Regions from separate parts of the Homo sapiens genome. Here region 2 is linked to region 1. A link is an interaction called in ENCODE POLR2A ChIA-PET data of the cell type or tissue named here. Cell type or tissue: OCI-LY7. All regions are shown on one strand. Links, peaks and the distances in the headings refer to the core of each region. The heading gives the core; the rest is flanking DNA.

Region 1 (10,801 bases), core at 3,333-8,332:
TATGTGTGGCCCAAGATAATTCTTCCAGTGTGGGCCCAGGGAAGCCAAAAGATCGGACATTCCTGGCATTATACTAGTCCATTTACAAACTTGCCTTGTTCATTTTACTGTGTGTATTGGAGGTCTTCCCATGTCAGTGTTTTTTTTTTTTTTTTTCATAGCTGCATTGCATTCTATATTTTGAATGTGTTTACCTTACCAATCTTCTGTTGATGGACATTTATGTATTCCCATAAAAATATATTTCTAAGTGTTTTTAGACCTCAAACATATGGAGAGATGGTTGTAAATGTCAGTGGGTTAAATGAACCTAGTCCATCAAGTTCTGGAAAGGATGGTGAGAGAGTGGGCACAGAAACACTGGGGTCTGCACTCTGGAAAGCTGAATTGAAGGGCTCTCAGGAAGCTACCAAGAGGCTGTTTGCATGGAAGGTTATTTTTGGAGATAGCCTGCCTGGTTTGGTGTCCTCAGCTTCAAGTGCAAACACTGAGCTGCGTCATCACGTTCCCCTCCCCTTCCCACCATCCTTGGGCCTTCCAAGTTTGTTTCTGGTCTCAGGGTCAGGAACAGGACCTCGTGGGAGAACTGGCACTTAAGTGGTAGGGAGGGAGGAGAGAGAACTGAAGAAAAGGAGTGTTTGATCTCGGGCTCTGGAGGAGGAATTGTTACAGTTATATTGTACTTTGTCTGGTTGTTCAAACCTACCTGGAGTGTTATGCTTCCCTGGGTCCCCTCCAGAGAGTGATAAAATGATGCACACCCAGAAATTGGCTACTTGGATGACAGTGGCTTAGGACAACATATCGGAGGTGGAATAAATGTGGAAACTAGGACTTTCTAGTCTGCAAGAGATAAAAATAAGAGGCATCCTTTTCATGCGGAAGAAATCACACTTCATTACAGTCACACTGAGTGGCTGCTGCAGACGGGAGAAGCAAGATGGGCGGGGGGTGAGGAGGGGAAAGAGTTGCAGGAAAACAAATAAGGAAGAACTGACTTAACGGAGCTACCCAACAATGGAACAAGCTGTGTTACAAGGAAGCCACTGCCGTGTTATAAAGTGATCCAAGCAAAAGTTGCAAGTAGGCTGGGCACGGTGGCTCATGCCTGTAATCCCAGCACTTTGGGAGGCCGAGGCAGGCGGATCATGAGGTCAGGAGATAGAGACCATCCTAGCTAACACAGTGAAACCCCGTCTCTACTAAAAATACAAAAAATTAGCCCGGCGTGGTTGTGGGTGGCTGTAGTCCCAGCTACTCGGGAGGCGGAGGCAGGACAATGGCGTGAACCCAGGAGGCCGAGCTTGCAGTGAGCCGAGATCATGCCACTGCACTCCATCCTAGGCGACAGAGCAAGACTCCGTCTCAAAAAAAAAAAAAAAGTTGCAAGTAAACTTGTTTGCCATCAGAGGACTTCTGCATTGCAGAGGGGTTGACCTCAATGGCCACTTAGGCCCCCTGCAGCTTTGAGAGTCTGTGACTATGGGGCAAGAAGCAGAAAGGTGCAAACTAGAACTAAAGGGGTGGGACAAGTTATAGACAATGTAGTGAAGTAGTTTTCACCTGCTCTGAAAAGGTGGAATAAGATGGAAGCCATCAAAGGAGGCTTAAGCCTTGTTTCCCTTGGATCTTGGCAACTCTCTCCCTGTTCTGTCCTTGGCTTCAGCTCCCTTTGACCTTGTATTCTTAAATTATTTCCACAGGAATAAATACCTTACGTACACTTTAGATGATCAGGAAATCTGGCACCTGGAAAAGAACTGCATGTCCCAGGAGGATGGTTGTAAGTTTTTTCATTGCAGTCTTTGTAAATCTGCATCCGTCTGTTGGTTGATGGAGTTTTCCTTAGTACAGTGCCGAGCTTCCAGCTTTAATTTTAGGAATGCTGTACCCTTTACAACCTCTCGATGGTCCTCTGTGCTGGAATCGAGGGCACCCACCGTGTTTAAGGCTGATCCCTTTCTTTCCTGCAAGTGAAGAAGAATGTTTTGACTTAAGTCTTAACCAAGTCTGGTGAAGGAAACGTGGCAAAATTTACCATCTTCTGGGCTTTTGCTGTGTGCCTGGCCCTGATTAGGCATGTTGTGTGTTCTCTCATCCAATCATCACAGGAAGATCTGCTGTGTCGGTATCATTAGCTCCATTTTGCAAATAAGAAAACCAAGCTTCAGAAAGGGCTAGAAACTCATCTAAAGTTTCAGGTGCCCACCACTACGCCCAGCTAATTTTTGTATTTTTAGTAGAGATGAGGTTTCGCCGTGTTGGCCAGGCTGGTCTCAAACTGCTCACCTCAGGTGATCCACCGACCTCGGCCTCCCAAAGTGCTGGGATCACAGGTGTGAGCCACTGTGCCGGGACTGCAGTGCTCATTTTTAGAACATAGATCCAAATAATCCCCATAGTCTGTTGCTTCCAGAGCTTAGTTGAAGGCAGATATGCACATATTAATTACAATATAGTGTGATAAATATTATGATTTGGGTGTGCACAGATGATGGGAAGAAGATCCAGTAAGTTTGGGAAAGATTTCTGGAAGAGGCAACACACAAGCTGTGTCTTAGAAAGTAGTAGCTGTTAGCCTCTGGGAAATGAGCATTTTTGAGGCAGGGGAAGGCTGCAGGAGCAAAGATTTGAGGGTGAGAAATGGCTCATTGTATATGTCAGGGAAACACTAGCAGGTTGATATTCCTGGAGAGAAATGCATGAGGCATGAAGTGGCGGGACTTGAGGCTGGAACCATTACATGTGTTATTTAATAGAATTTTCATAACACTGCATACACTATTATTATCTCAATTTTTTATTTTATTTTATTTATTTATTTTTAGACGGAGTCTCGCTCTTGCTCAGGCTGGAGTGCAGTGGTGCGATCTCGGCTCACTGCAACCTCCGCCTCCCGGGTTCAAGCCATTCCCCTGTCTCAGCCTCCTGAGTAGCTGGGATTACAGGTACACACTACCATGCCTGGCTAATTTTTGTATTTTTAGTAGACATGGGGTTTCACCATGTTGGTCAGGCTGGTCTCAAACTCCTGACCTCGTGATCCGCCCGCCTCAGCCTCCCAAAGTGCTGGGATTACAGGCATGAGCCACCATGCCCGGCCTATTATCTCAGATTAATAGGCGAGGAAACAAAGGTTGAAGGAGATTCAGTGACTTGCTCAAAGTCAGACCGTGAGTGTGTTGAGTTGCGTGGTCTTGAACATAGGCCTGCTTGCCTCCAGAGCCCATGTCTCAGCCTCCACTTCAGTGCCTGCAGAGGCAGGCTGTGAAAGTCTGGCTTGCTGGCTAAGACGATTGTTCCCTCTCTTTTAATGTTTCAAGGACAACATCCCTTGCCGAATCCTCTTCTTTCAACCTGCCTCATGGTGTTACCCAACTTTTTGTTAAATTGGGACTAGTGGGTCTGATGTTGACAGGTTTTCTGAGTCTTGGTTCTAGGGTTCACCTTCCTTTTTATCCAGCCAATCAGTAATCCAGAAGTCTTCAAATAAAATCTTTATGTGCCCAACCACGTGTGAAGAGGGAGAAGATTCATCTCGTTTCTCAAAAGATCCAGGTTTATTTGTGAGCCCAGGTAGTGCCTGCGAATCCTTTAGTTTGGAGAAACACTTTGGGGACTGGAACAGGAACAATCACAGCTGGCTGGAGGAACGTGGGGTAATGGGCCTTGAGCTGTCCCTTTAAGGATGAGTAGGAGTTGGGAAGGTGGAGGGCATAACATATGAGCAAAATTATTGTCTCACTTAATGGTGAATGGGACATCTTTTGCCTATTCTCCCCATCCTCCAAGATAATTCCTGGGTTAGAGTTGGCTCTCGGGTAGGAGAGGCAGTATGGGGAATTCATTCATGCAAAATCAAGATTATTGAAAACTAATTAATTGGATCCCAAAGACAAGATGATGAAACTACTCAATGAAATAAAAAAGGTAATTACAGAGCCAAGGAAGACATTGGGGATAAAAACAATGTCATTACAGAAAAAGTTACCAGGAAACATAACAGAATCTGTTGAAAATGAAATTGCTAACAGAGAAGGAAGGCTTGAGGAAAATCACAGCCTATGCTGAGAAAAAAGATAACGCACTTAAATCAGAGATCTAAAGATCATACAAAGGTGGGCCTTCAAAAGGGTAATTGGAGAGTCTGCGGAGGCACTCGTCGCTTTTGCTCATATTCCATTGGCCAAGACTTAGTCACATAGATAGACACACCTGGCTGTAAGTAACTCTGGGAAAAAGTCTCCAGCTGAGAGGCCATATGCCTTCTTAAAACTCAGTTTTGGGGAAAGCTTTCTACTACTGAAAGGAAAACCTGGATATTGGGATCAACTAGTATCTGCTTTAAGGGAAGTCATGTTGGTCTCAGACATGACTGAACAGGTTTACAGAGGCCAGGTGAGGTGGCTCATGCCTAAAATCCTAGCACTTTGGGAGGCAGAAGCCTGCGGATCGCTTGAGGCCAGAAGTTTGAGACCAGCTTGGGCAACATAGCGAGACCCTAATGAAAATCATCAGCTGGGTGTGGTAGTGCATGCCTGTAGTCCTAGCTACTTGGAAGACTGATGTGGGAGGATCCCTTGCCCAGGAGCTCGGGGCTGCAGTGAGCTATGATTGTGCCACTGTGCTCTGGGCTGGGTGAAAGAGCAAGACCCTGTCTCTATTTAAAAAAAAAAAAAAAAAATTGTTTACAGAGTTCTGGGGCAAAGGCAATGGGACTGAAGAATTTTACACTCAAATTACTTTGCAAGTATGTCAGGCAGACATCCTCACACTTGCAAGAATTTAGGGAATCTAGCACTGAAGAGGCCTTCTCAGGAAACCCACTTGAGGAAGAAAAAGATTAATCGACAAACATACTTAGAAGGCATAGTGGAAGGTCAATTGGTGAACTCTTAATCCGTTCAAATAGAGAAGCAAAGCTAAGCAGGGGCAGGGATGGGCAGTGAGGACTAAGGAACAGAATGTGAGGAAGTAGAAAGAATATACCAGAAATAGGGGGTTAGGGGAGACGTGAGGAGATGTTAAGTGCTAACTTTAATTAGAAGTGTACCTTTTCCGGCTGGGCACGGTGGCTCATGCCTGTAATCTCAGCACTTTGGGAGGCCAAGGCGGGTGGATCACGAGATCAGGAGATCGAGACCATCCTGGCTAACACAGTGAAACCCTGTCTCTACCAAAAAAAAATACAAAAAAATTAGCCAGGCGTGGTGGTGGGCACCTGCAGTCTCAGCTACTTGGGAGGCTGAGGCAGGAGAATGGTGTGAACCTGGGAGGCGGAGCTTGCAGTGAGCCGAGATCGCGCCACTGCACTCCAGCTTGGGTGACAGAGCAAGACTCCGTCAAAAAAAAAAAAAAAAAAAAGAAGGGTACCTTTTCTGGCCGGGCGCGGTGGCTCATGCCTGTAATCCCAGCACTTTGGGAGGCCAAGCGGGTGGATCACCTGAGGTCAGGAGTTCGAGCCCAGCCTAACCAACATGGTGAAACCCCGTCTCTACGAAAAATACAAAAATTATTTTGTACTGGGCATGGTGGCGGGCGCCTGTAATCTCGGCTGCTCGGTGGGGCTGAGGCAGAAGAGTGGCTTGAACCCAGGAAGCGGAGGTTGCAGTGAGCTGAGGTCGTGCCACTCTAGCCTGGGCGACAGAGTGAGATTCCATTTCAAAAAAAAAAAGTGTTCCTTTTCCTTATAAAATAAAATAATAAAATTAGCTATTTTATTTTACTTTTAAAAAACTTATTATTATTATTTTTTGAGACAGTGTCTCATTCTGTCACCTAGGCTGGAGTGCAGTGGCGCGGTCACTGCTCACTGTAGACTCGATCTCCCGGGTTCAAGTGATCCTCCCGCCGGCCTCCGAAAGTGTTGGGATTACAGGTCTGAGCCACTGCTCCTGACCCAAAACAGCTATTGTGTAAAGCAATCCCCATCTATCCTTTCACGCATGCTTTCTTCCATCTTTCACACTTCTATCCATATACAGATATAGAGACTTGAGGAATGATACTAATTCATTTATTTTTTCCTGGATAGAGGGCTCTTGGGTGATTTTTAGCTCTATATAGTTTTGCATATTGATTGACATTTTATAAATAATGAACTAGTCTTACTTAAATCAGACCACTGAAGCTATTCTGAAAGGCACCATTAAAAACTGGTTCCTGGGGAGTGAAGAGTGGGAACGGAGATACAGATGGATGAACACTGTGGGGGATTTGAGAGTCAGTTATGCAAACACCTCACTCTAGGCAGAACAAAATACGTTATCAATCAGATGGACAGCTGGGGATTGGGGCCCACACGACAATGGAAAAGGTTTCACCCAGGAGACCGATGGAGTTTTGATAGGTGGAGAATGGGAGAAAGGACCTTTCTGGCCTGGGGGCAGCAGGAACACAGGCCTGGGGATGAAGGGGCGTTGGCATGTCTGGGGTTACTGGGAGCAGTTTGTTGGTGGTTCGTGGTTGGAGAAGCAAGGATGAAGGAAAACATGGCTGCTGTTAATACAGTGTGCACAGCACACTAGATACTACACGTAGATATCTCTAGGTTGCCCAACAACCCTATAGCACAGGTACAATTATCTCTACTGTACACATGAGGGAACTGAAGTTAAGGGTGAGAGATCTGTGCTTGCTTCAGCAGCACATACACGAAAAGTGCAATGGTACAGAGAAGGTGAGCATTAAAAAATAGTGATGTTTATCTGCCCAGAGGCGCATGGTGGTGAGACTGATTTGAGCTCCCTGTGCTGCCTGCACAGCCATGCCCATGGTTTTTCTATTGTGCTATGATTTGTGGTGCACAGAGACCGGAATCAGCCACCTTTATGAAACACAAAATGTAAAAATAATTGTATAGGTAAATATTTTATAAGTAAGTCTATTTTATACATTTACGTTTATGTTTAGATTGGTATTTATTATTATTTACATTTACCTATAAAATAAAACATGGTTTAGATGTAAATTTTGTAGGTAAATTTTTAGGTAAATATAAGAGCCTACATGATGGTCCAGACTCCACCATCCAGCAGCCGTGTGGCCCCAGGCTACTTAATCAGAACCCTAATTTCCTTGCCTATAGAAGGGGATAATAATTGTGCCACTGCCTAGCCTGAGATTAGTTTTTATGTTCAAATTAGATCATAGACGTTAAGGATGAGACAGTTTGAAAGAGGCACACAGAAGGGTTTGTTATTGCGGACACACCCCTTGCTCTGCTGAGAGCATACATCTGTTCAAGCACCCACAGGTGTCTGTGAAAATGTTCACAGTCATAGACACAGCCCCTACAGGGTTGACACAAACAACCTGGTCAACAGGCAAGAAACTGCTTCCCTGACTCAGTTAACCAGCTGGAGGCTGTAATGAAAGGCAGCAGAGAGTGAGGGAGGGAGGAGGCAGGGAGTGTGTCTGGCTCTCTCCCTGCCTGGGTGAGAATCCGCTCTTGCCTGCCTTCCTGGTTGCTGGGGAATTTCTGGGCCAGAGTTGCGTCGGGATGGCTGTCAACAGCTTGGTGAGGGTGGAGGAGGCTGTTCCAGACGTGCCAAGCTACAGGAATGAATGTTGGAGCTGCCACGCCGGCAGGCCCTGCCATGTCTGGTAGACGCCAGTGGTCTGAAAGAGGGACCAGGAAGGATAGGGTTGTCAGGGGACTTCGGTGGCCAGCTTTATTCTCCAGAAGTACCGATGAGGACAAAGCAAGGCCCTGACCTCAAAGAAATTGGGCTTCTGACAACACTTATCAAACTGGGCGGGCAGCCAGACCTCTGCTCTGAGCTAGTGTGGCTGGAGGCACCTGACGTTTGCTCCGGGAAGGATCAGGATGGTTGTAGGGTGTGGGCTGGGGCCTGGTATGCTCTTGGGGGTTCAGAAACTCTAGTGTGTGTGTGTGTGTGTGTGTGTGTGTGTGTGTGTGTGTGTCTGTGTGTGTATGTGGTCGTTGGAGAGAGACCCAGGCTATTCCATATCGCTGAAGAGATCCGTTTCTTCCTTATCTCACTGGTCTCTCTGCTATACCAACACCTTTGGCTCAGCCTCAGCTCCAGCCAGCCTCAGTTCCGGAGGAGCCCCCTCAAATTCATGGCCCACAAAGGAGAGAGAAGACCTCCGATCTCTTGTGCCATGCTCACTATGCTATGTGAAATTTGCTATGTTAGACCTTGACATCCTGGATGGTGGGGATGATGACTGGTTTCTCTGCACAGCCCTGGGCCCAGTATCCTGCCCAGCCCTTAGGAGTCCTCATGGAATGAGCTCAGCTCCCGCGATGCTCCTGTTTGTCCACTGAGGTAAGAACACATCCAGCCACCAGTGAGTTGAGTGGGTGTTCTCTCGGTAAGATCAAGGTGTGACAGCAGGCAGTGAATTTGCAGTAGCCCGTGGTGGGAAGCCCGTGAGGCTGTAGTGGGCCCTCCTGCTCCACCAGAGAGTCATTTTTCCTACCTGCCAATTCTAGCCTTGGAAATAAAAGCCAAGCAGGCGGGTGAAAGAGGGAAAATTCTCTGGGATGGTTCATGGATCTGAGCCCTGGAGGAGAGTCAAGCTTGGGACCTTGTTCTTCTTGTCTTATTTTGGGAACCAGGGTCATAGGAATTTGTTCCAGGTGAGAGAGGGAAGAAGGCAGCTAGGGAGCTGTGACGTGGCAGCCAGGCTGAGTTATCAGTTACCTAAGAGTCTGCCTCAGGGATTGCCTTTGTGGACTGCACAGTGCTGGTTCTGGGAGGAGGCTGGCCTTGGGCCTGAGCTGGAGGTGGTGGCTGACAGTGTGAGGAATGAATCCCCAGAAGATGATTCCTGCCAGAGGGCTTGTGACGGCTCCTTTTTTGCTTTTCACAATGAACATCTTATTCTGGGCTGCAAATTTGGATGAGGGGAAAAAACTGGCCAGGAGGAGATGAACCAAAGGCGTCTCACAGGGAATCCTTCTGTACTTGAAGAGTCCTGCCCTTGTCTCCCCAGCCAGATCCAGTGACTCACAGTAGGAGGGCTTGGAGGCAACTCACTGCCTTCCCTGTTAACTACCGTTTGCAATGTCACCTTCCTCAGAAAGACCTTATCATTCGGAAAAAAAACCACATGCTTTGTAGCCAGACAGACTTGGGTTTAAATTCCAGATATGCCACTTCTCAGGTGTGCAAGCTTGGCAGCTTGGCCTCTCTGGTCCTCAGTTTCCTGTCTTAGTCTATATTCATCCTTTCTGCCTTGTAGCATTGGTGTGAGTCCTAGAGGTAGTGCCTAACCTAGTTTTGGGCACATGGTTGGAGACCAATAAATCGTGGTTATTTTCAATATCACAGCACATGTGAACGGTTATTCTCAGTTATTGTCCACCTGATGGGCCACTTTGCTAGGGGCTGTGAATAGAAAGAGAAATGAGATACAGCCTCTCCCTGGAGGAGCTCTCCATCTAGGAGGAGAGCCAGGCCTGTGGAAGGGGGCACAAAGGAAAGCAAGTTGCACAAGCTGTGGAGGGAGCTGGAGGCAGGGGCAGAGAAGGCCAGAAAAAGAGATGATATCCTCAAAGGCTTTAAAAGAATGAAGAAGAATCTGCCAGGCAGTTGGGGCGGGGGCAGCATTGGATCCACTCATAAGGGAGGGCAGAGCTAACAGTGGAGGCTCCCTGGACAGGTGAGCCCTCGGGCTTCCCCCTCTCTGCTGGCATTTGATCCTACTCAGTTTGGGTCAGGATAGAGTCTGCAGTCATTTTCCAGCAGGTGGTTTTACATGGGCAGGAATCCAGCCAGGCCTGACTGGGGGAGAGGGTGTTGAGGTGGCACTTGTCATCCCAGTGATCTCTCCATAGGTATCTGGGCTCCAGGCTTAGGGCTAGGAGCAGGAGTGGGCCTCCTCAGAGGGAGTGGGACAGATTACCAGGCAGGAACTGCAAAGGCAGAGCTCACTAAAGTGCAGGCTCCAGGTCATGTGGATGGAGGGGCTTCACAAAATGGTACAAAGCGGTTGTTATCAAATTCAGACAGCAGGTAGGTGGGAGGAGGGGTGACCTGTGACTTCTGTGATTTCTGGGAAGTCCACTGACCCTTTATGCAGTGCTCAGTGTCAAATAAAAAGAACCGGAGAAGACCACCTTGATAGTTAAGGATATACATTTGTGGTTTTAGTTATTCACAAATGACTCTAAAGTTCTGTGATATGATATGATTGGGTGAATCATTTGGATGAGATAAAAACAGGATTTTATTTGCTGCATGCATGTTGTGTGTCACCTAGGTGGTGATAAAAACAAACGTAGAAGCTTTCATTTACTGAACTCTTACCATGTCTGGGCATGCTATATGCTTTACAAGTATCTCATTTAGCCCTGGCTAAATCCAGCTCTTTGAACACCATACCTACTCCACAAATCTGAGTGTGACTGTAGAAAAGCATAGTGTCATCCTGAATGGTCCCACTCTAATTCTTTTTTGTTTATTTTTTTTGAGACAGAGTTTTGTTTTTGTCCCCCAGGCTGCAGTGCTATGGCGTGATCTCGGTTCACTGCGTGCAGCCTCTGCCTCCTGGGTTCAAGCGATTCTCCTGCCTCAGCTTCAGGCACCTGCCAACGTGACCCGCTCATTTTTTGTATTTTTAGTAGAGATAGGGTTTCACCATGTTGGTCAGGCTGGTCTCGAACTCCTGACCTCAGGCAATCCGCCCACATCGGCCTCCCAAAGTGCTGGGATTACAGGCATGAGCCACTGCGCCAGGCCGTAATTCTTGGCCATGACTCTTAAGGGGACATTGGTGTTGTAGGCCATGTCGCTTCATTTTGTTGGTCCATTGGTTCTCAACCCTGGCT
Region 2 (10,801 bases), core at 2,735-7,734, 680 kb before region 1:
AGAATGGAAAGCCCAGGGCTCATCGCTCAGGGCCCAGTCTCTGACTTTGATGACTGTCCTCCCCAGTGCTCCCCCGGCCGCTTTCTTGTCCTTATATTACACTTTGCAGTGTTTGTCTGGGTTCTGTAGGGTTAGATCTTGACTCTGCTTCCATCCCAGAATTTCAGTCAGTTTCCATCACTTACTGGGGCTGATGTGTCCGAGGACCCACAGATCCAGGTAGAGCTGGGTAGAACTCAGGCTACCAGCCTTCTGGCCTGGGCCTTTTTATCTAGATGTACTCTACTGGACACAGCTCAGTGTGGTCCTTCTTTGCTTGCACTGATCTGTACTTTCTAGATGCACTTTCTGGACTCAGGCTCCGGGTGTTCATCTCAAGGTGATTTGTCCCAGGCTATGATCTATGCTTAGTTCTCTGGCCTTTACCAACCCCAAAGGGTCTGCCCAGAATTCCACTCCTGTCCTCCCACCCCCCAAATCTGGCCTGTCCTGCCACTGCCCAAACCCCAGCCATGACAGATCTGCTTTACAGGAAAGGCCTGAAACTAAACTGTTACCTCCGTATTGGAGGGAATCATTCGATTGTCTTATTTCTTTTTTTTTTTTTTTTCCACCCAAAGCAAATATTTAGTCAAGTGTTGGTCCAGGGGAAGATACAAGGATGAACAGACATGGCTCCATGTCTCTTTCTTTTTTATTGCCTTCTGCTGATTGTAAATACGCTTACTATAAATAAGCAGCAAACGCCCTCTCAGCCCATGCTTACCAATGCAATCCAAAATCCAGCCAACTGTCCCATCTCCACCACAGGCCAAAACACGGAAGTCTGGAGTATCACGGAAAAAGTTCAACCTGGGAAGAAGAAGAAAGGCCAAAATGGGCTTGTTACTAGGTTGCAGCTGACATTGATACATGTTGAGTCAGAGTCTGCCCTGTTCCCCAGGAGTATGTTAAGACCTCGATTCCTTTTGTGGTTGAAAGGGTCACTCAATGTTCTGAAACCAGAAGTTACTATGCAGTGCCTTGAATATGGAGCCAAGGCCAAGGGGGCCATCCTTGTGCAAGGATAATCTGACTCAACATTCGACACAAATGGAAAATGGTTTTCTAGAAATTCTGTACTAGTTACGCAGAGGAGTCCAGAGTTTTGGCGTCAATACAAATAGCCCCCAGTGTTTTCACTCCTCTCGGGCTCTCCTGCCTGCTCTGTCCTGACACCCGCCCTGGTAAGCAAGATGCACCGAATTTGCTGGATCTTCTCTTCACTCTCCTGTGGGCCACAGTGAGTGGAGTGATGCCCTTCTCTTCTCAGGAGCCTTAACCCTGGAGAGCAGGGTGCTTATACCTGGGGTCCACCAACCTCCAAGGGTTCTATGGATTGGATTCAGAGGGCCATTAACTTGGAGGAGAAAATAATACATTCTTATTTTCCCTAAGCTCAAACTGAAATTAGTAGTATTTCCTTCAATTCAGCATGTAGGCAACAGACCACAGAGGTTGGAACCATACCCATGACTTTGTCAGCGGTCAAAATCACAGCCATGTTAGTGTTTCATTATGGTTGTGACAGATGCCTCATACCACTGCCATGCTCATCACTGCTTGGAATTTACGGTAGTTATTAGACCCACTTCTGGGTCTTCCTATTTGACGTATTGGTGAAGCTCATATATTCTCATATCACTAATTTGTTTTACTGTTTTAATAACTGTTTTTTGATATGGTTTCCCTGGTCACCTTTTATTATTAAATTTATGCATTAAGAAATATTCCAAGAGGGGGTTTCTATGCTTCACCAGACTGCCAAGGGGGTTCCTGGCACAAAAAAGTTAAGAACCTCTGCTTTAGAATGAATGTGCCCTGCGGACACCTTGGGGGTGGAACTTGGGAAGCCTAAGGTCAATATTTCCAATCTGCCCAGCCTGGTGGTCTGAGAAGAGCCCTGGAGCTTTCAGAATCACTGATGCATGTGTAGGCAAATTAACATTCCTTCTCTTGCAGAACTCTGCTCTCCGACGGGACTCTCCGACGGGAAGTGAATTCTGAACAGACGCTCCCTCCAGCTAGGCAGCTTGTCTGATTAGAGAGTGACATGCGCATGAGAGACCCTCAGGGCGTATCAGCCCGGGAAGTAGCCACCTGGCTCGTCGTCTCAGATGAAAACAATTTAGAATACACGAGGTGAAGCTGGAGGACTGTCTGCCAGTTTTGACAGTGGGCTGGTAAAGGTGTCTGTGGGGGGCTGCTCCGTCACAAGGCTGTACTGTTCAGCAGTGATGGCAATCACGGTGACTGTGATGGCAACTGCAGTGGTGTACAGAGGTGGGCTCTGTTCTGAAATTACTTTTACAGGTAAATCATGGCAGGTGTACTGAATCCGCACTTATGTTTCTTTCTCTTTTTAACTGGGCCTTGTACTACCGCTGCCATAAACAATAGCTTTGGTGTCAGCCAACCAAAGACAGGGTCAAATTCTCTTTTCAGAGTCCTTACTCCAACCTCTCTGAGGGGTCTAGCTGAACCCGGAGCAGAAATCCTGGTTTGGAGGTTGGGCAAATGGCTGCGTGCTGGGCAAGCCCAGCCCAGAGTATGCAGACAGCCCCGGGCCCGGGGCCGGCCAGTAGAGGGCTCTCGAGCACCGGCCCGGACTGGGAGGAAGCCCAGGCTTTCCTGGCCTTCTAGCCCAGGTGCTGTAGGGGCCGCATCACAGAGACCTGCAGCTCACCATTAGCCGCAGACACAGGGACCACGCCTCCCACCAGGCCTCTTTACAACCCCATGCTAACGAGAAGAGAATAGCCAATGAGTAAGTGGCAGGAGGAGCAAAACAACCTCAAAATCGAATGATTTAGAAAACAAAAGTGATTCCATTGAACAAGTAATTGTCTTGATCCTAAAATGACCCCACAACGGAACACCAAGGCAGAACTCTGAGTCACTGTCTAGATTTCCAAACTGCTGACTGACAATGATAAGAAAACTTTCTCTTCTCTGATGATTCAGTATGAAGACACCAGCTAACAGAGCCTTGCAAATAAGTTAAAATAATTTACCAGCCTGTTCCTCCTGTCAATCAAATGAAAGGTGTGTGCAGTTTTCCCCCTCTTATAAAATAACTTTTTCTAGGACAAGCTACAGGAGGCCACTTCTCAAACAGAGTTAGCCTTCCTGGGCATCCTGAGTATCTCCAGGAGTCAGAGTCAGACGTGAGAAAAAGCAGAGAAAGGGAGTAAAATGGCAGGAAGGAACAAGTTGAGAGACGAAAGAAAAAAAAGGTGACAAAAGAGGCATCTTCATTGGAGTTTAAAAGGGAGGGGGAGAAATAAGAGGTAAAGATTGTGATCTCCATACCCTGGAGTAGGCCCCCCATTGTCCAGGTTGAAAACTTGTTTGGGGTTGAGCAGATAGTGGAATTTCCGAAGAATTCTATGGAAAAAAAAAGAAAAGGAGGGAGAGAGAGAGACAGAGAAGGAATATGTCATCGTGAGAAGTCACATTAGGGCAAACACCTCTGGAGCCCACTGGTGGCAGGGATGAGGGTTCATTTAAACCCCGGAGGGGAGGGCACTGCCTGCTGACCCTGGCGTCCAGGTTCCACCTGGCATCACCCGTGTTATCACTCCCGGTTCAAGGCTGAACTACCAACCTAGACTCCAGCTCCTAAGCCCAGAAGCATCGCCCCTTACAAAGAGGACAGGGCAGAGAAACCCAGAGAACAGAACTTTCATTCTAAAGCTTTATCCTCCACAGAGACCTTCTCCCAAATGTTCTGTATGGTCTAGGCAGTGTGATTCTGCCCTCTGCAGACTGTACAAAAGCATCACAGGACCCCCTCCTCCCCAGGGAGAGGCCCCCTGCAGTCCTGGGATCAGGAGGAAACGCAGGAGGTGGTGTTGGGCTGTGGGGGAGGGAGGGCGCTGAGAGGCCGTGACTGCACCCAGGCCTGCTTTCCTGGCTCCAGCTTGGAATTGTCAGGTCAGTTCAGGAGGGGTGTCCTGCCCCTTGGACAGGGGTGGGGGTCCTCATAGTTCTTGCTTTAACTCTACTAATTATTATTTTTTAACCTGGATTCCAGATCACGGTGCCATCTGTTAATGATCCCGGAATTGGGAGGCAGAGCTGCTTTAACCATTCTCCCTGTCCACCTGTGCTGTTCAGCAATTTCTAGCCTCCGCTGAACTGGGCATTTCAGCAAACTGATGAGGTGGATGCACTGGCTTCTCACGGGTGACGGTAGCCCAGCAGGTCCTAATCAACGGGCTGCCCATCATCTCTTAAATCAAGAGATCTGAGAGGCTAGAAAGGCACAGGCATCTCAGAGCGTGGTCTAACTCTAGTGGTCTTAATAATGGCTCACGTGGCAGGCTGTGGGCTAAGCACCGTGTCTGTTCTCACCTGTGAGAGGAGGAATGATAATTATCTCCATTTTACAGAGGGAGAAACCGAGGCCCGGGGACATTAAGTCACTTGGGCCAGGTCATAAAGTGGCAGGTGGCAGTGCTGGGATTTGAGTCTGCCTGTCTCCACAGCCTGCTGTGTTCCTGCCAAGGGGAGGAAGGGCCTGAGTCGTGTCGCCCTAGTTGCTCCACTTTGAAACAGAAGAGAACGTACCTTTCTCCTTGTCTCCCTCCACTCTTGGGGTTCACCAAGACCAGCAGGGGGTGGGTACCCGGGGTGGGGATGATCTTATACTTGAAAGGTAAAAGAAAAAGAAATTAGCTCTGCTTCATCCAATAGGGGGCGTGAGATGAGAGTTGAAGCCAAGACAGCTTCGGAGAGGCAGATGAGAAGCAGGAGGGCAGGCAGTCAGGTGTTTTTCCACTGGCTGAATTTTCGGAGGGGCTAAGTAGCTAAGTGTCTCCAGTTTGAATGGCCTTTAAGTAGTGTTAACGGAAATGAGGGTTTGAGGTCAGGATCAGCGATGGGACAATGATGCTGTAGCTTCAAATCATTCAACGATGACGTGGTCTTGTACCTACAGCACAAGATGAAATTTTGTGGGAGACACAGCTGAATATGATCTTAGAAAGCACGGCCGTCTGATCATACGCGTAAGTGAAATAGCACTCGTGGAGTGAACCACCCGCTTCCACCCTGGCGCCTTCCAAATGCTCATTTCCGGCCCCAGTTTCCTCCTGAACCCTGGTCCCACATTTCTCACTGGCCAGTGGGTAGTACTGTCGACTGGACGTCTCACCATCAGTACAAGCTCAACATGCCTCATACATGACCCATCTTCTCTCCCTATGAAACTCGGCCTTTCTCTTGGTTCCCTGTTTCTGTTATTCATCCATCCATCCAAGGAAGGTCTTGTCCTGCCAAGTCTTTCCCTGAAATGTCCCTTTACCTCTGGTAGCTGCCACAGCCCCATGCTGCTTGTGCCTTTCCCACCCTAGGTAAGTCCTGCACACCATCCCCACACAGTTCCTTCCCAGGACACCAGGTCAGCCATACCACTCTTGCCCAAAAACTTGTAAAGACATCTCATTATTAAAGGAGGATTTGGATTTTGTGGATAAAATGTAAATTTCCTAACCTGGCATCAAAGGCCTTTTCAGTCTAGCCCTATTCTACTGTTATCTCCTAATTCCTGCTAACCCTCAGCTGCAGGTGCAGCCAAGTCCTGCTCTTGCTCCTCTAGTAAGTCTAGAGTGTGTCTCTTGCATTCCCACCCATGGGTCTGCTCGTGCTTGTTTCTTCTCCCATTCCATGTCCCGAAATGCCCACTTCCTTCTTTGCAGACTACTAAAAAAATTTTTGGCTGGGCATGATCACTCACGCCTATAATCCCAACACTTTGGGAGGCCGGGGCAGGAGCATCACAAGGTCAGAAGTTCGAGACCAGCCTGGCCAACATGATGAAACCCCGTCTCTACTAAAAATACAAAAATTAGCCGGGCGTGGTGGGAGGTGCCTGTAATCCCAGCTACTCGGGAGGCTGAGGCAGGAGAATCGCTTGAACCTGGGAGGTGGAGGTTGCAGTGAGCTGAGATCTCGCCACCGCACTCCAGCCTGGGCGACAGAGCAAGACTCCGTCTCGGAAAAGAAAAACAAACAAACAAACAAACAAACAAAAAACACCACCACCACCACCAACAAAAACCTGCTTATCCTCAGGGCTCAATTCAAGAGACATCTCTATGAAGTTTCCCTTCATCATTGCAACTAAAATGATTGCACTTAAAACATGTACTATTGGCTGGGCATGGTGGCTCATGCCTGTAATCCTAGCACTTTGGGAGGCTGAGGCAGGCGGATCACCTGAGGTCAGGAGTTCGAGACCAGCCTGGCCAATATGGTGAAACCCCATCTCTACTAAAAATACAAAAATTAGCCGGGTGTAGTGGCGCATGCCTGTAATCCCAGCTACTTGGGAGGCTGAGGCAGGAGAATCGCTTGAACCCGGGAGGCAAAGGTTGCAGTGAGCTGAGATCGCACCATTGCACTCCAGCCTGGGAGACAAGAGCGAAACCCCATCTCAAAAAACAAGCAAGCAAGCAAGCAAGCAAGCAAGCAAACAAACGCACCATGTACTATCTTCTGGAGTTTCTTTTGTTGTTCATTTGTATTTTTTTTTTTTTTTACTTTCTTAGATAAATGACTCAAAACATCAACTGGATTTAAAATGCATTGGGAGCAGAGTGGGGTGTGTGTAACCCTACTACCAAGGACCCTATAGCACCAGACACAAGAGTGGGTGCTCAGCAAATACTTGTGGGTTCAGTGGAAGGATACACCAATGTGGACGCACAGCTCTGCTCCATATTCAATATCTAATGCCTGCTTTTCCAGATCTCAAGCTAAAAGTCCAGCAAACACAGTGCCATGTTGTTTGAAAAGGATAGTAGCATTTCCGATGATCTAAAAAATTTGTCTCACCTGCCCAGGGTGACTATGTGATGCCCAGAAGCATCTTGGAGGCTGAGGAATAAACCCTCACCTCTGGAGATGATATTCAACGTATTTAACAGCCAGTCCTACAGTGGGGGCTCTGCCCCATCAGAACAGATGCAAGACAACCCGATGGCTGCCTGCCCTAAACAACTGGCATACATGTATCGGGTGTGGATATGCATGCGCCTGTGTGTGTTTCCCACCTTTCTGCCCTTCTAGGTGTCTAGAGCTTTCTCACATATTAAGATTCTCCCCTCATTCGGCCTTATGTTTCACTTTTCTTTTTCTTTTTTTTCTTTTGAGACATAATCTCCCTCTGTTGCCCAGGCTGGAGTGCAGTGGCAGAATCTCGGCTCACTGCAACCTCCACCTCCCAGGTTCAAGCGATTCTCCTGCCTCAGCCTCCCGAGTAGCTGGGATTACAGGCACCTCCCACCACGCCCGGCTAATTTTTGTATTTTTAGTAGAGATGGGGTTTCACCATGTTGGCCAGTCTGGTCTCGAACTTCTGACCTTAGGCGATTTGCCCGCCTCAGCATCCCAAACTGCTGCGATGACAGGCGTGAGCCACTGCGCCCGGCCTTTTACTTTTCACAACACGTGAATCTGTATATTCTCATTTAATCTTACAGCACCTCTGGGAGGTGGGCAGGGCAGGGATTACTGTGTCTCCTTTGAGCGGAGGAAACTTAAGGCTCAGAGGCAGAGCAGGAGGCCCCGGTTTTCTATTTCCTTTTCTAGTACTCTTTGTTCCTCACCAGGCTGCCTTCCCTGCATTCCTTGGAACTCTGTGGAAGACACAAAAAATGTTCATTGCTGAACCCAAGTAAAAAAAATGAGTTCTTAAGTATACATTTAAGGATTAAGAAGAACTTTTAGATCTGGTTAGCTTCATTTTGGCAGATCATGTTCTGGAGACAGCTTGGCAATCTTGAAAAACCCATTGTCTATTTTTAGGCCACATCTTTGTTATTATTTAGGACATCTGCATATTAAAGTTTTATGTAACTTTTTCCTAAAATAGTAATAAAGCCCAATAAGACCAGCAATGGGATCAGTCAACCTTTCCTCTCACCACTTGCTGACAGTGTGGCTGTCAAAGGTAACACCAGAGGCCACAAATAAATGCCCTCCTGGGTGGTATAATTAGTCAGATGAGAAGGCAAATGCTGAGATGCTTTTCTGTAGAACCCAAACCCCGTCTTGCCCGCCACAGCCCTGGAACAACTTAGAAGGTGCAATCGGATTTAGAGCTCATGAGGTACCTGCATGACAAGTTCGCCCTTGGCGGACACGCAGCCATCAGACTTCTCACCTGGCCTGTCCTGTGACAAGAAAGGAAAGACAAGCATCTTTTGGAAAAAGAAGCCTAACACAAAGAAAGAGATCAGATGAAAAACAAACGGCTGATATAAAGAAAGAGATCAGAAAGCTAGTGTAGTATGGAGACGAGGTTTTCAACATAGGGCTTCTGACCTAAATAAAGAAATGTACCCCTATGACTTTTTCTAGGATTCTTCAGGCCTCCAGTGATGACATCACGGGCTGACTTTACCTTTGAGGCAAGGGACATAGTGGGGAGCACTGAAAGTGGCAGAATTCCACTTGGTTGATTTAGAAGCTTGAGCTCTGAGAAGAAAATTCTTAGACTTGGCGACTTGGCTTTTCTTCCTTTCTTTTTTTTTTTTTTTTTTTTTTTTGAGACGGAGTCTCGCTCTATTGCCAGGCTGGAGTGCAGTGGTGTGATCTCGGCTCACTGCAAGCTCCGCCTCCTGGGTTCAAGTGATTCTCCTGTCTCGGCCTCCTTAGTAGCTGGGACTACAGGTGCGTGCCACCACGCCCAGCTAATTGCTAATTTTCTTGTATTTTTAGTAGAGATGGGGTTTCACCATGTTGGCCAGGATGGTCTCGATCCCTTGACCTCGTGATCCGCTGGCCTCAGCCTCCCAAAGTGCTGGGATTACAGGTGTAAGCCACTGCGCCTGGCCGTCGACTTGGCTTTTCGGCTGAGCACTATCTAATGATATGATATTGTCATTTTTCTTGGTTTTGTTTGTTTTTCTAATGTTTATTTTATTAAGGTTTTCTCACATATAGTAAAATGCTCAAATCTAAATTGTACAGCTTGATGAATTTTGTATATGGGGATGGCCTCGTAACTACTACCTCTTCAAGCATAACCCTGTTGTGACTCCTGATACCACATGGGTTTTGCCTGGCTTTTGAATTTCATATAATGGATTCATAGAGCATATCTTTTCGAGTCTAGCTTCTTTGGTTCAGCATTATGTTTTTGAGATTCTCCATGTTTTTACTCTATGCATAGTTTGTTCTTTTCCATTGCAATGTAGTTTCCCATTCTATGAATGCCAGATGCCGATATGCCTCAATTTATTCATCTATTCTCCTGTTAATGGTCATTTAACTTGTTTCCAGTTTTTAACTGTTATGAATAAAGCTGCTATGAGCATTCTTGTGCATGTCTTTTGGTGGAATAAATGCTTGTATTTTCCAGGTAGATGCACTGGAGGAGAATTTTTGAGTTATGGAGTTTGTATATTTCCAATACAGTAAATATTGCTAAATGATTTTCCAATGTGTTGGTATTTTTCAGGGTTTTTTATTTTTATTTTTGAGACAGAGTCTCACTCTGTCACCCAGGCTGGAGTGCAGTGGTGTGATCTTGGCTCACTGCAACCTCCACCTCCCAGGTTCAAGCAATTCTCCTGCCTCAGCCTCCCCAGTAGCTGGGATTACAGGTGCCCACTACCACGCCTGGCTAATTTTTGTATTTTTAGTAGAGATGGGGTTTCACCATGTGGCCAGGCTGATCTAAAACTCCTGACCTCAGGTGATCCGCCTGCCTCAGCCTCCCAAAGTGCCGGGATTACAGGCATGAGCCACCGTGGCTGGCCTTTTTCTCAGGTTTTTAATGACAAAGAAGTAGCTGGTCAAGTCCAGAGTGAGATGTGAGGAATGGGTGGGACTTGCAACATTTTTAAGATGGGAAGATGGCAAAATTAAGTGTTTGACGCTTGTTTGAAAGAGGAGTCTTCAACACAGGCGACAACGTGCCAGGTGGGGGTAAAGGAGCTTAATTTTGCTGCTTTCATTTCCAAATCAGGCTGAGACATCCAAGTGGAAACTCAGGAAGTAGAGGGAGATACTGTTTGGATGTGGCAGGGAGATTGACAGAGATGAGGGAGGTTGGGAGCCTGGCCATGCATAGGTGGTGACTGAGGTTCCTTGTGCTGTGCTCTGCCTGCAAAAGGCTTAGAACAAATGTGCTTTCCTTGCTGGGTCATTTCAGGGTACTCGGGGTGGTCAGCAATTGGCAACAGTTTAGTCAGAGAAGATTTCTCTCAAAATCTGATCTGTGCAGCGCTGACCTCTTTCAAGCACATACTGAAAGCACAAACCCAACAGAGAGGAGCAGAAAAGATTAACAACTGGGCACTGGGCTAAAAACCCAGGTGATAAGATAATCTGCACAACAAACTCCCGCAAGACGTGTCTGCCTGTGTAACAAACCCTCCCATGTACTCTCTAACCTAAAATAACAGTAAAAAAAGAAAGAAAAGAAAACACAAACCCAAAGAGTTGTCAGGGAAGCCCTGGGAAGGATGTGAATGTCTGAAAGCTGCCTACATCTGAAACCAGAACCCGGAGAAGCTACAGCCCTCGCCGGGGCAGGAGCACTTACCCGGGTGATGGGGCATATGGAGGTGGGCAGTAAGATGTGGTCTCTGAGTTCCCCACCGTCACACAACGTTGATAATTCACATTTGCGGTGAAACTGGGGGGAGAAATGAAAAAGAGAGTGAGTGAAAGTGAGCAAAGAAACATCAAACATGAAGGTGGAGAGGTTTGGGGGAGAGGTGAGCTGTCTAGTGCTCCCCCAAATCCT

What was found. Peaks named below come from ENCODE experiments on the same cell type or tissue, not always from the same donor. Only the 100,000 strongest peaks of a DNase experiment are listed, where the experiment ranks them.
Region 2: POLR2A ChIA-PET joins it to region 1 with 5 read pairs; 2 of 35 experiments call an interaction of 5 or more read pairs at or near these places.

What each region holds. Positions count from the first base shown.
Region 1 is chr3:186,940,645-186,951,445 of GRCh38, forward strand. All of the region lies in intron 1 of ST6GAL1 (ST6 beta-galactoside alpha-2,6-sialyltransferase 1), which reads left to right. Among named protein-coding and RNA genes, the nearest start is that of ST6GAL1, 16 kb to the left of the region's middle. RefSeq lists an enhancer at 779-1,280. In OCI-LY7, for the core only: no CTCF peak of the experiment used is centred there; DNase peaks (open chromatin) are centred at 6,207, 6,597 and 7,277; H3K4me3 peaks cover 1,700 bases; H3K27ac peaks cover 4,401 bases.
Region 2 is chr3:186,257,088-186,267,888 of GRCh38, forward strand. It overlaps DGKG (diacylglycerol kinase gamma), which reads right to left. Exons shown (of 25, transcript NM_001346.3): 13 at 10,598-10,690; 14 at 8,160-8,219; 15 at 4,612-4,691; 16 at 3,352-3,426; 17 at 767-852. Among named protein-coding and RNA genes, the nearest start is that of DGKG, 100 kb to the right of the region's middle. In OCI-LY7, for the core only: CTCF peaks have their summits at 2,826 and 4,753 (motif pointing right); a DNase peak (open chromatin) is centred at 4,754.